Linked DNA regions of Homo sapiens: all the other regions are linked to region 3. A link is an interaction called in ENCODE POLR2A ChIA-PET data of the cell type or tissue named here. Cell type or tissue: OCI-LY7. All regions are shown on one strand.

Region 1 (4,000 bases), 470 kb after region 3:
TACATGGATAAACAAAATGCAGTCTGTACACACAAGGGAATAGTATTCAGTCTTAAAAAGGAAGGAAATTCTGACACATGCTACAATATGAATGAACCCTGACTGTATTATGTTAAGTGAAAAAAGCCACTCACAAAAAAGACAAAGTCTGCATGGGTCCATTTATACGAGGCACCTAGTGTAGTCGAAATTACAGAGACAAAAAGTGGAATGTTGGTAACCAGGGGCTTAGTGGGAGGGGAAGATGGGGAATTGTTTAATAGGTACAGAGATTCAGTCATGCAAGGTGAAAAGAGTTCTGGAGATTGCACAGCAATGTGAATGCAGTTAACACTACTGAACTAGACTCTTCAAAATGGTTATGGTAGAAAAAAAGACAAAATCAGGCTGGGCATGGTGGCTCCCACCTCTAATCCCAGCACTTTGGGAGGCCGAGGTGGGTGGATCACCCGAGGTCAGGAGTTTGAGACCAGCCTGGGCAACATGGTGAAACCCCGTCTCTACTAAAAATACAAAAATTAGCCGACTGTGGTGGCAGGCGCCTGTAGTCCCAGCTACTCTGGAGGCCAAGGCAGACAAATCACTTGAACCCAGGAGGCAGAGGTTGCAGGGAGCCGAGATTGCGCCACTGCATTCCAGCCCGGGAGACAGCGAGACTCCGTCTCAAAAAAAAAAAAAAAAAGAAAATCTAAACAAAAGCAGAGCGTTATCTAGTACTATTATTCAGTTCAACAGCAGTTTATCCAAGCAACTACTGCTTGTGGGTGTGGATGCCAGATGGAGGAGCTACAGAACTGTGAAACAACCACTACCCTTGAGAACCAGTTGGGGAGCCACGACAATGTCCATACACCTTGGCAAGGGCATGGAAAGAAATACCTATTGGGTGCCATAACAACCAGGCTGTGGGTAGCAACAAGACTTCCTGGAGAAGGTGATCTTGAAGGCTTCTTCAACAGAGCAGTGAACCTGGGGACATGGCTGAATTCTGGGGCCCGTTACTACAAACGTGCACCACAACAATATAATCCCTCCCTTTCAGGACACATGGCCCATCTGCATCAGCAACCCTGGGTATTAGAGGACCTGGAGTTAAGCTGACATCCAGAGGGAATAGGGCCCTGATACGATCTTAGGAGATGCGAGGCCATTTCCTTTATCGAGTCCCCAATCCAAAAAATAAGGACGCTGAGAGTCCACAAGTTTTCATGTAAGTGCCTGGGTGAGCCAGATTCTAGAACGCTGGAGACAGCTCTGACCTTATAAAGTGCAGAGCCAAATCCCAGGGCTTTTTGATATTTGCCATGGCCAGATTTATATCTGGAAGGAATGAAAGAACAATAACAAATTTATTTTCCAGTCTGTGTATTATGAATTTCAATGTTTTCCTGTTTCTTCACATGAAGTTTCCTTTCAGTTGGTTATAAAACCCTGTCTCGTTTATGTTGGAGAAAGAACAGGCTGACTGCAACACAGTGGACTTCAAGAGCTAGTTGAAAAGGCATGCTAACCCCATCTTTCCCCCTACTCCCCGCAGCCCCATTCCCTTTGGCTAGAGGCAGCCCTGGGACAGGTCTTGCCTCAAGCCCAGCCTCTTGGAAGAGCCACAGCTGAGTCCTGGGGGCCAAACAGGTTCCAGGCTAATAGGATTTTCCTAAAATGAAAGAATACCCAAGCACTACTGCCTCACAGCATCACGAATAGCTGCACCTTGTGATTAAAAAAAAAAAACCCTGGAAACTCCAAAAATGAACTAACTATAAGAATAGCTGGGGGGAGGCAGGTTGGTGCTCATAACCGGTCCTGGGAACTTTCTAAAGCAGGTGGGTTCGCCGGTGTTGTGCCTCAGCCTGAAACACAAGGAAAGCCGGAGAGACCAACCAAATACCAGGACTGCCTGTCACAGAAGTGCTGGTCCCCAATCCAGGATGACATTGTTACAGCTTAGTTTTCAGCACACACACACACACACACACACCCCACAGACACATACATACGCACACAAGGTTAATTTGTTCAAAGCAGTATGTTTTCAAGAGCTCGCTGAATAAAGACTGTGGGTGTCATTTAGGTAAAGTTCTCCAAGACTTAAGGATTACTTAACTGTAATTGCAATTTCCTTAAAGAATAGCAAAACATTTGCTTACATGTATCTCTGTCTGCAGTTCCCACTTCTCATTGGCTTGAAACTTCTGTGAGAATCCCACACAAACATAGAGCAAATCCAGCCCCGCGGTGTTCAGCTAGCCTGTCTGCTTGTCTATCAGCCGATGCGGCGCAGTAATTGCTAGTGAACTAGTAATTGGCCTCCCGAAATTTAAAAAATACATACAAAAATCCCTTAAAACGACAAAGTTGCTGCCCTTTCCAGAAAAGAAAGAGGAATGAAGCGCTGAGAATTTCGCAGCCCTCTCTGATGCTGGCTTTTGAAACTGTATTAGAAAATACCCACTCCCAAAAGAACGCTTCAAGATGGAAATTACAGAGGCGCAGCTTTTTATAATTAACAATATCATTGCATCACTAGCTCATGCCTTTTCCAATATCCTGACACCGCCTGAATCGCAGCCATAACCATTTTCCACCCATCGGATTTTTAGCAAGGCTTCCAGACCCTGGAGAAAGAAAAGTCCAGCGCCGAGAACCCACCTTTTTATTCCTGGCATGTCCAAGACGCGCGAGGAGGAGATGCGAAGGCGAGAAGAAAGCTCGCGGGCGGGACCCCCGGAGGAGCTCGGGCACGTCGGCCTCCTCTGGGCCCTCGGGGCTCGCGGGTGTTTTATTCCAGAGGGGCCGAGCGAGTCGTGGAGAGGACACGGGGAGAGCGCCGGGGTCCTCCCAGCCACTGCAGAGCCCTCAGCGCAAGCACCTGGTTTTGCTTAGCCCTCTTCAGTAATTCAGCATTAAACCAATTGGAGGAGGAATGTTAAAAATGAACACTTCATTTTCTAAGTATGTTAAACAATGCAAATGGGGCCTCAGTCTGGACACAGCTGGTTCAGATTACAGCGCTCACCAACTGGCTAGACTCCTCACAACAATCTTGGGGCGTCTGCCAGGGCCCAGTGCTCGGCGCTGGGAGGAGAGCCCTTCCCCGGCCGCGCTCGGCTGCGAGCGCCCGGGCAGAAGGCGAGGGGCGGGCGCGCGCAGGGGTGCGGGGGCTGGGAGGGCCCGGGCCCCTTGACCTTCCCACCCAGGGGCGGGGCGGGGCTGGCAGCGCGGCCCGGCGGGGAGGGGCGTGCACGCCCGCGCTGCGTGGCAAGGGGACCCGCGAGAACGTTGTCGCCTCCGGAAGGAAAGGGACTTGAACTCACGACCCACGCAGCTCCAGGGACTAGAAACTCACGATCGATTGGGAAACCAGAACCTACGAAGCAGAGGCTTGGGGCGAGCGACGGGAGAGTCGCGATCTTCCCGAAGAAGGGGTGGGGAGCAGCGGGGTGGGGTGGGGGGGAAGAGGATGGAATCCCGCTGGTGCGAATTCCAGACTTCAGCTTGTGCAATGCAAGTCTTAGGACGCTTTTCTCTCCCCGCCCTCATTCCCCGATTCTCCCTGGCATTTTCTCGCTTTCCTGGAAAAGTGTCCCCTGGCTCGAAAGTGATTTTAACAAGTTAAACGGTGATTTGAAGAAGGGACAGTCTGGAAAAGCAGAATGGTGGAGACAGCACATAAGACATGCTGAGTCCTTTGCATTCATTCTAGTGGAGGCTTCAACCTGTTTCTTTTTCCTGTTTGTTTGTTTGTTTGTTTGTTTGTTTTTAAGCCATTGGAGTACTTTTGTCAATGAAATCTTACAGAAGGCACTCACTCTATAAAACGCCAGTGGATGGACTGTGGCCTATCCCATCTGCTTCCACCTGCATCTTCCTACCTGCAGCCGAAAAGCCCTGATCCAGGTCCCCTGTCCTCACCACCACTCTAAGCAGTAGGAATGATCATCTCCATGTTATTAGAGGTGAAGATAAGAGAGGTTAGGTAACCTCCCCATAGTCACGCAGC
Region 2 (4,000 bases), 83 kb after region 3:
GGGGGCTACCCCCCCACCTCCCTCCCGGACGGGGCGGCTGGCCGGGCGGGGGGCTGACCCCCCCACCTCCCTCCCGGACGGGGCGGCTGGCCTGGCGGGGGCTGACCCCCACCTCCCTCCCGGATGGGGTGGCTGCCGGGCGGAGACGCTCCTCACTTCCCAGACGGGGTGGCTGCCAGGCGGAGGGGCTCCTCACTTCTCAGACGGGGCGGTTGCCAGGCGGAGGGTCTCCTCACTTCTCAGATGGGGCGGCCGGGCAGAGACACTCCTTACCTCCCAGACGGGGTCACGGCCGGGCAGAGACGCTCGTCACTTCCTAGATGGGATGGCGGCCGGGAAGAGGCGCTCCTCACTTCCTAGATGGGATGGCGGCTGGGCAGAGACGCTCCTCACTTTCCAGACTGGGCAGCCAGGCAGAGGGGCTCCTCACGTCCCAGACGATGGGCGGCCAGGCAGAGACGCTCCTCACTTCCCAGACGGGGTGGCGGCCGGGCAGAGGCTGCAATCTCGGCACTTTGGGAGGCCAAGGCAGGTGGCTGGGAGGTGGAGGTTGTAGCGAGCCACGATCACGCCACTGCACTCCAGCCTGGGCACCATTGAGCACTGAGTGAACCAGACTCCGTCTGCAAACCCGGCACCTCGGGAGGCCAAGGCTGGCGGATCACTCACTGTTAGGAGCTGGAGACCAGCCCGGCCAACACAGCGAAACCCCGTCTCCACCAAAAAAGTACGAAAACCAGTCAGGCGTGGCGGCGCGCGCCTGTAATCGCAGGCACTCGGCAGGCTGAGGCAGGAGAATCAGGCAGGGAGGTTGCAGTGAGCCGCGATGGCAGCAGTACAGTCCAGCTTCGGCTCGGCATCAGAGGGAGACGGTGGAAAGAGAGGGAGAGGGAGACCGTGGGGAGAGGGGGACTGTGGGGAGAGGGGGACCGTGGGGAGAGGGAGAGGGAGAGGGAGAGGGAGAGGGAGACTCTTAAATAAAAAAATTTCCAATCCAGAATCTCATATCTGGCGAAACTAAACTTCATTAGTGAAGGAGAAATAAAATCCTTTTCAGACAAGCAAATGCTGAGGAAATTTGTCACTGCCAAGACTGCCTTGCAAGAGCTCCTGAAGGAAGCACTAAATATGGAAAGGGAAAAAATGTTACCAGCCACTACAAAAACACACTGAAGTACACAGACCAGTGACACTATGAAGCAACTACCTCAACAAGTCTGGAACATAATCAGCTAGCATCATGATGACAGGATCAAATTCACACATAACAATGTTAACCTTAAGTGGAAATTGGCTAAATGCCCCAATTAAAAGACACAGAATGGCAAGCTGGATAAAGAGTCAAGCCACATCAGTGTGCTATATTCAAGAGACCCATCTTATGTGCAAAGACACACATAGGTTCAAAATAAAGTGATGGCGGAAAATCTACCAAGCAAATGGACAGCAGAAAAAAGCAGGGGTTACAATCCTAGTTTCTGACAAAACCAACTTTAAACCAACACAGATCGAAAAAGACAAAGAAGGGCATTACATAATGGTAAAGGGTTCAATTCAACAAGAAGACCTAACTATTCTAAATATATATGCACCCAGTACAAGAGCACCCAGATTCATAAAACAAGTTCTTAGAGACCTACAAAGAGACTTAGACTCCCAAACAATAATAGTGGGAGGCTTTAACACCCAACTGTCAATATTAGACAGATCATCAAGACAGAAAATTAACAAGGATATTCAGGACTTGAACTCAGCTCTGGCTTAAGTGGACCTGATAGATATCTACAAAACTCTCCACCCCCAAACAATCGAATATAAATTCTTCTTGATGTCACATGGCAACTTACTCTAAAATCAATCACATAATTGGAAGTAAAACACTCCTCAGCAAATGCAAAAGAACTGAAATCATAACAAAAAGTCTCTTAGACCGCAGTGCCATCAAATTAGAACTCAAGACTAAGAAACTCACTCAGAACCACACAAATACACGGAAATTGAACAACCTGCTCCTGAACGACTCCCAGCTAAATTATGAAATTAAAGCAGAAATCAAGAAGTTATTTGAAACCAATGAGAATGAAGAGACAATGTACCAAAATTTCTGAGATGTAGCTAAAGCAGTGTTAGGAGGGAAATTTATAGCACTAAAGGCCCACATAAAAAAGCTGGGAAGATCTGAAATCAACATCTTAATGTCACAACTAAAAGAGCTAGAGAACCAAGATCAAACAAACCCCAAATCTAGCAGAAGACAAGCAATAACCAAGATCAGAGCAGAACTGAAGGAGATAGAGACAGAAAGAACCCTTCAAAAAAATCAACAACTCCAGGAGCTGGTTTTTTGAAAAAATTAATAAAATAGACTGCTAGCTAGACTTATAAAGAATAAAAGAGAGAAGAATCAAATAGACACAATAAAAAATGACAAAGGGGATATCACCACTGACCCCACAGAAATACAAACAATACTATACGAATACAAAAATACTATAAACACCTCTATGCAAATAAACTAGAAAATCTAGAAGAAAAGGATAGATTCCTGAACACATACACCCTCCCAAGACTAAGCCAGGAAGAAGTTGAATCCCTGAATAGACCAATAACAAGTTCTGAAATTGAGGCAGTAATAAATAGCCTACAGACCAAAAAAAGCCCAGGATCAGACAGATTTATAGCTGAATTCTACCAGAGACATAGAGAGGAGCTGGGACCCTTCTGAAAATATTTCAAACAATTGAAAAGAAGGAACTCCTCCCTAATTCATTTTATTAGGCCAGCATCATCCTGATACCAAAACCTGGCAGAGATACAATAAAAAAAAGAAAACTTCAGGCCAATATCCATGATGAACATCAATGCAAAAACTCTCAATAAAATACTGGCAAACAGAATCCAGCAGCACATCAAAAAGCTTATCCACCACGATCAAGTTGGCTTCATCCTTGGGATGCAAGGCTGGTTCAACATATGCAAATCAATAAACATAATTCATCACATAAATAGAACTAAAGACAAAAACCACATGACCATCTCATTAGATGAAAAAAGGCCTTTGATAAAATTCAACATCCCTTCATATTAAAAAGTCTCAATAAACTAGGTAGTGATGGAACACACATAAAAATAATGAGAGCCATTTATGAAAACCCATTGCCAATATCATACTGAATGGGCAAAAGCTGGTAGTATTCCCCTTGAAAACTGGCACAAGACAAGGATGCCCCATCTTACCACTCCTATTCAAGATAGTATTGGAAGCTCTGGCCAGGGCAATCAGGCAAGAGAAAGAAATAAAGGATATTAGAATAGGAAGAAAGGAAGTCAAACTGTCTCTGTTTGCAGATTTTATATCTAGAAAACCCCATTGTCTCAGCCCAAAAGCTTTTTTTTTTTTTTTTTGGAGACAGAGTCTTGCCCTGTCACCCAGGCTGGAGTACAATGGCATGATCTTGGCTCACTGCAACCTCTGCCTCCTGGGTTCAAGCGATTCTTGTTCCTCAGCCTCCCAAGTAGCTGGGACTACAGGTGTGTGCCACCACACCCAGCTAATTTTTGTATTTTTAGTAGAGACAGGGTTTTGCCATGTTGGCCAGGCTGGTCTTGAACCCCTAACCTCAGGTGATCCACCTGCCTCAGCCTCCCCAAATGCTGGGATTACTGGCATGGGCCACTACACCTGGCCACAAGCTTCTTAAGCAACTTCAGCAAAGTCTCAGAATAGAAAATCAATGTGCAAAATTCACAAGCATTCCTATACACCAACAACAGATAAGCAGAGAGCCAAATCATGAATGAACTCCCATTTACAACTGGTACAAAGAGAATAAAATACCTAGGAATACAGCTAACAAGAGAAGTGAAGGACCTCTTCAAGGAGAGTTACAAAACACTGCTCAAGGAAATCAGAGAGGACACAAACAAATGGAAAAACATTCCATGTTCAAGGATAGGAAGAATCAATATCATGAAAATGGCCTTACTGTCCAAAGTAATT
Region 3 (4,000 bases):
TAAGAGACTCTTCCTTCTCATCCTCCTGAGTATCTGGGACTATGGGTGCATGCCACCATATCTAAGTTTTAAAAATTAATTTTGTACTAAAGGAGGGTCTTGCTATGTTGCTGAGGCCGATGTTAATATTTTATAAAAGAAAAACATGACACAACAGTTCAAACTGGTGCTTTTTTGCACCTATCCTGCACTATAAAAATAAAAACTTAAACATAGCAGTTACATGGCATTCCATTTCCTTTTGACATCACAATACATTAAATAGGATCTTTTCAAAAAGTAAGACAGTCTATTTTCCTATTTCGTAAAAATACCACAGGCTGGAATTCTAAACAGATTTTTTTTTTTTCCTTAGGGGATCTTTATTCCCCTCCTCCCTTAAGAAGGACCTGAGAGCAGGTCCTTCTTACTCATTCTTACGTAAAAAGTTGCTTCCAAATTGTTATGGGGGAAGCAGGAAAAAATCAGAATCATTGGTTCAATTATTTTAAAATAAAGGAGAGCACACACATTTAGTGCTCTCACATGTCACGCACTATGTGATCCAGGCGCACCCTTCACATTACCAGGATATATTCTCTACTACTTTAAAATCTGGTATATCTCAGATGCTAACGTGAGTGTTTGTGAACAACGTAACAGCTTGTTCTCTATGGCTAGGCAGTAAAGAAACAGCACCCTTCATATTTTAAGGGACTGTGCTACATTTCTTCATTCTTGGCGATTTTGAGAATCTACCCTAAAGTCAATGTTTTCCTAGGTAACTTACTCTTAATTCCCCAGATACAAGAATTGATTGACTAAATGATTTAAAAAACACAATATAGCAAGTTGACTTCAGAATTAAAACAAAACAAAACAAAAAAAAACTGACATGAATATTTTAAAAGGCAATTTAAATGAACATAAATAGTTGCTGTAGGACAAATTGATAAACTGAGACAGGAACCAATTTAGGGGAACAATAAGCTGTCTGATATTATGGCTACACTTTTCCCAAACAGCAACAATTAAATCTTAAAAGTGAATAATAAAAACAGTTATAGCTTCCTATGTATAAATACTTACTATTAGTACAAATAATATTTACCTTGCTGGTTATTTTTTGCTCTGTTAACTTCTTACTTACATCATCATTCTGTTGTGCCTCCTGCATGACAAACTCTCGTACCATGGATGGATTATATTCAACCAAGTATGAGAATATATCAGTAGCAGCACTTCGCACCTGTGTATCATCCATGCCCTGCAGACAAAAAACATTTATTTTTCCTGTATTTATAAAAATACGGAACCTATAGCTATGTAAATATCCAAACCTAACAAAACATATGAAAAAACTTCAATGTAAAAGAAAGGTCAAAGAAATTCTTCTGCATATAAAACTCTTATTGTACGGATAAAATTATACTTTCTAAATCATTTATTTGTTTGCCTATTTTAACATTTCAGCTAATAAGCTGCAAAGCTGACAAACTATCATTAAATTATGGGAAATTCCTTTACTGCATTCTTTCAATACTGTGTGAAAACTGTCTAATATTGGAATTTTACAGCTTCTTTAACTTAATGAACTACGCAGCTAATTTCAAATATTGGCTATAATAGAATATTTGCATGTAGCATTAAAAATATTAATTTTGGGATTAAAAAATGGTAATTAAAAATGAGGAGACACAAAACTTACAAGGATGACTTCTAAAGCTGGTAATATGCCCATGTTTGACAAAGTCTTGAAAAAAGCATCTCTGTTTTGAGGCTGTAGCGTTTGGGAAAACGCACAAAATTCTTTTAAAAAGTTAACCTGAAATTAGAAAAAAGGATAAGTGATATAAAAAGTTTATTTTATTTATTTATTTATTGAGACGGAGTCTTGCTCTTGTTGCCGACGCTGGAGTGCAATGGCACGATCTTGGCTCACTGCAACCTCCACCTCCCGAGTTCAAGCGATTCTCCTGCCTCAGCCTTCTGAGTAGCTAGGATTACAGGTGCCCGCCACCATGCTTGGCTAATTTTTGTACTTTTTAGTAGAGATGGGGTTTCGCCATGTTCGCCAGGCTGGTCTCAAACTTCTGACCTCGTGATCCACCCACCTCGGCCTCCCAAAGTGCTGGGATTTACAGGCGTGAGCCACCAAGCCCGGCCAGTTGTTTTATTTTTATGCCTTTCATAGTATCTAATTTCTTACCAATTCCTGTCTTTTTTCCTCATCTGTTGCTTCATCTGTTAGTTGTGCAAACAAATCTGTCAGAAATTTTTCATCTTCCTGTGAAACAAAGGACAAATGCAATTATGTTAATGCTAAGATTGTCCTAAAATATAATTTCAGGAATGCTTTAATATACACAGCAATAACTATAAAAAGGAAAGGTGGTATTGGCAATGCTGTCTTTTTTTTTTTTTTTAACAGAAGGAAAAACCACACTATTAAAGTATAAAATTTTGTCAAGGCTCTATTTTCTAAGCCTATATAAAGGCCAGGTAGTAAATATTTTGAGCTTTGCGGCCCATGTGATCTCTACTACGAGTACTCAACCCTGCTCCAGTAATATGAAAGTAGTCACAGACAACTGGAAATGAATGGATATGGCTGTATTTCAATAAAATATTACTTACAAAAATAGCAGGACCAACACTTGCTGACCCCTCACTTTCATAGGTTTTATAACCTTATTAACTTTTAAAAGGTAGTTCTACAACCTCTCAAATGAGAATGAAAATGAAGACAAAGCTACTTTAGTGTTTTAAAGATACAGAGAATGACTCAATTATTTAAAAAGCAAAATTTAGAACTTTTTGTTTTACTTCCTCATTTTATAATTGAGACTTGGATTTTAAAATTTACCCAAGCCCAATTAAGGTGGCAGAGCCTTCATGATTGTCCGGTCAATGTTTCTCATCACTATTTTTTCATCAAGATCTTGGCTTTTGTTTTGTTTTGCTTTTTGAGACAGAGTCTTGCTCTGTCACCCAGGTAGAGCACAGTGGTGCCATCTCGGCTCACTGCAACCTCCGCCTCCCAGGTTAAAGCAATTCTCCTGTCTCAGTCTCCTTAGCAGCTGGGACTACAGGCACACACCACTACACCCAGCTAATTTTTGTACTTGTAGCAGAGATGGGGTTTTGTCATGTTGGCCAGTCTGGTCTTGAACTCGTGGCCTCAAGCAATCCACTGGCCTGGGCCTCCTGAAGTGCTGGGATTACGCACATGAACCACCATGCTCGACCAAGATTTTAATTACTACCTCAGCTAGTGGAAGTAGATTCAATACCACTTAAGCCCTAGACATGCCTCACTCTAAATACACATACACATGGATGTATATACAAGCTCCCACTAGATTACTGGCTCCACATTCACTGTTGTGAGTGCTCCAGAAAAATCTTCTGTGGCACTAAGTTAGTTTGGTTATTCTCACCTTTACTTTTTCTAAAATGAACAAATAGGTCATACCTCATTAATATGATCTTGACCATGTTTGCTACCCAAATGGCATCCAATTTCAAGACACATCTCCAATATACTATATTCTACCAAATGGGTATCAAATGGTTAAAAAAGACATTCTCTGAACTGCTGCAGTTGGGGGTACAGAAATAGAGAAAATAAGAATGTTTATGGTACTACAAAGGAAGCAGTCAATGTTAAGAGGGTGTGATATTTATTTTGTGTGCATGGGGCTATACAAAGTGGGCAGGAACCTGCATTAAACTGTACCTCAATCACTTCTTGCCAAAACATTTGTAAAATGCTACAGCCTTCACAGCAGCACTTTGGATAGAAGTGTCCAGCATCAAGAGAAACAGACATATTGGCAGCCAGTATTTTACAAAGCACATTACAGGGAAGCAAAGATTTAACAACTTGAAATTATTCATACTTAATGAATAAAACTGGCATTTTACATGTATGAAGACCAAGAAAACACAGAAGTGACAAATCCCCACATAACAAAAACAGAACCATATGGAGCTAAAGAAAAGGATCAGGAGAACTCAG

The links. Peaks named below come from ENCODE experiments on the same cell type or tissue, not always from the same donor. Only the 100,000 strongest peaks of a DNase experiment are listed, where the experiment ranks them.
Region 1: POLR2A ChIA-PET joins it to region 3 with 5 read pairs; 3 of 35 experiments call an interaction of 5 or more read pairs at or near these places.
Region 2: POLR2A ChIA-PET joins it to region 3 with 5 read pairs; 3 of 35 experiments call an interaction of 5 or more read pairs at or near these places.

What each region holds. Positions count from the first base shown.
Region 1 is chr14:91,944,564-91,948,563 of GRCh38, forward strand. It overlaps FBLN5 (fibulin 5), which reads right to left and starts at 3,131. Exons shown (of 11, transcript NM_006329.4): 1 at 2,650-3,131. The coding sequence starts at 2,666. In OCI-LY7, no CTCF peak of the experiment used is centred here; no DNase peak of the experiment used is centred here.
Region 2 is chr14:91,557,462-91,561,461 of GRCh38, forward strand. All of the region lies in intron 2 of LOC101928957 (a long non-coding RNA gene), which reads right to left. Among named protein-coding and RNA genes, the nearest start is that of PPP4R3A, 49 kb to the left of the region's middle. RefSeq lists enhancers at 1-105, 106-647. In OCI-LY7, no CTCF peak of the experiment used is centred here; no DNase peak of the experiment used is centred here.
Region 3 is chr14:91,474,721-91,478,720 of GRCh38, forward strand. PPP4R3A (protein phosphatase 4 regulatory subunit 3A) reads right to left here. Exons shown (of 15, transcript NM_001366432.2): 5 at 2,189-2,266; 6 at 1,688-1,804; 7 at 1,091-1,246. Among named protein-coding and RNA genes, the nearest start is that of PPP4R3A, 34 kb to the right of the region's middle. In OCI-LY7, no CTCF peak of the experiment used is centred here; no DNase peak of the experiment used is centred here; H3K27ac peaks cover 933 bases.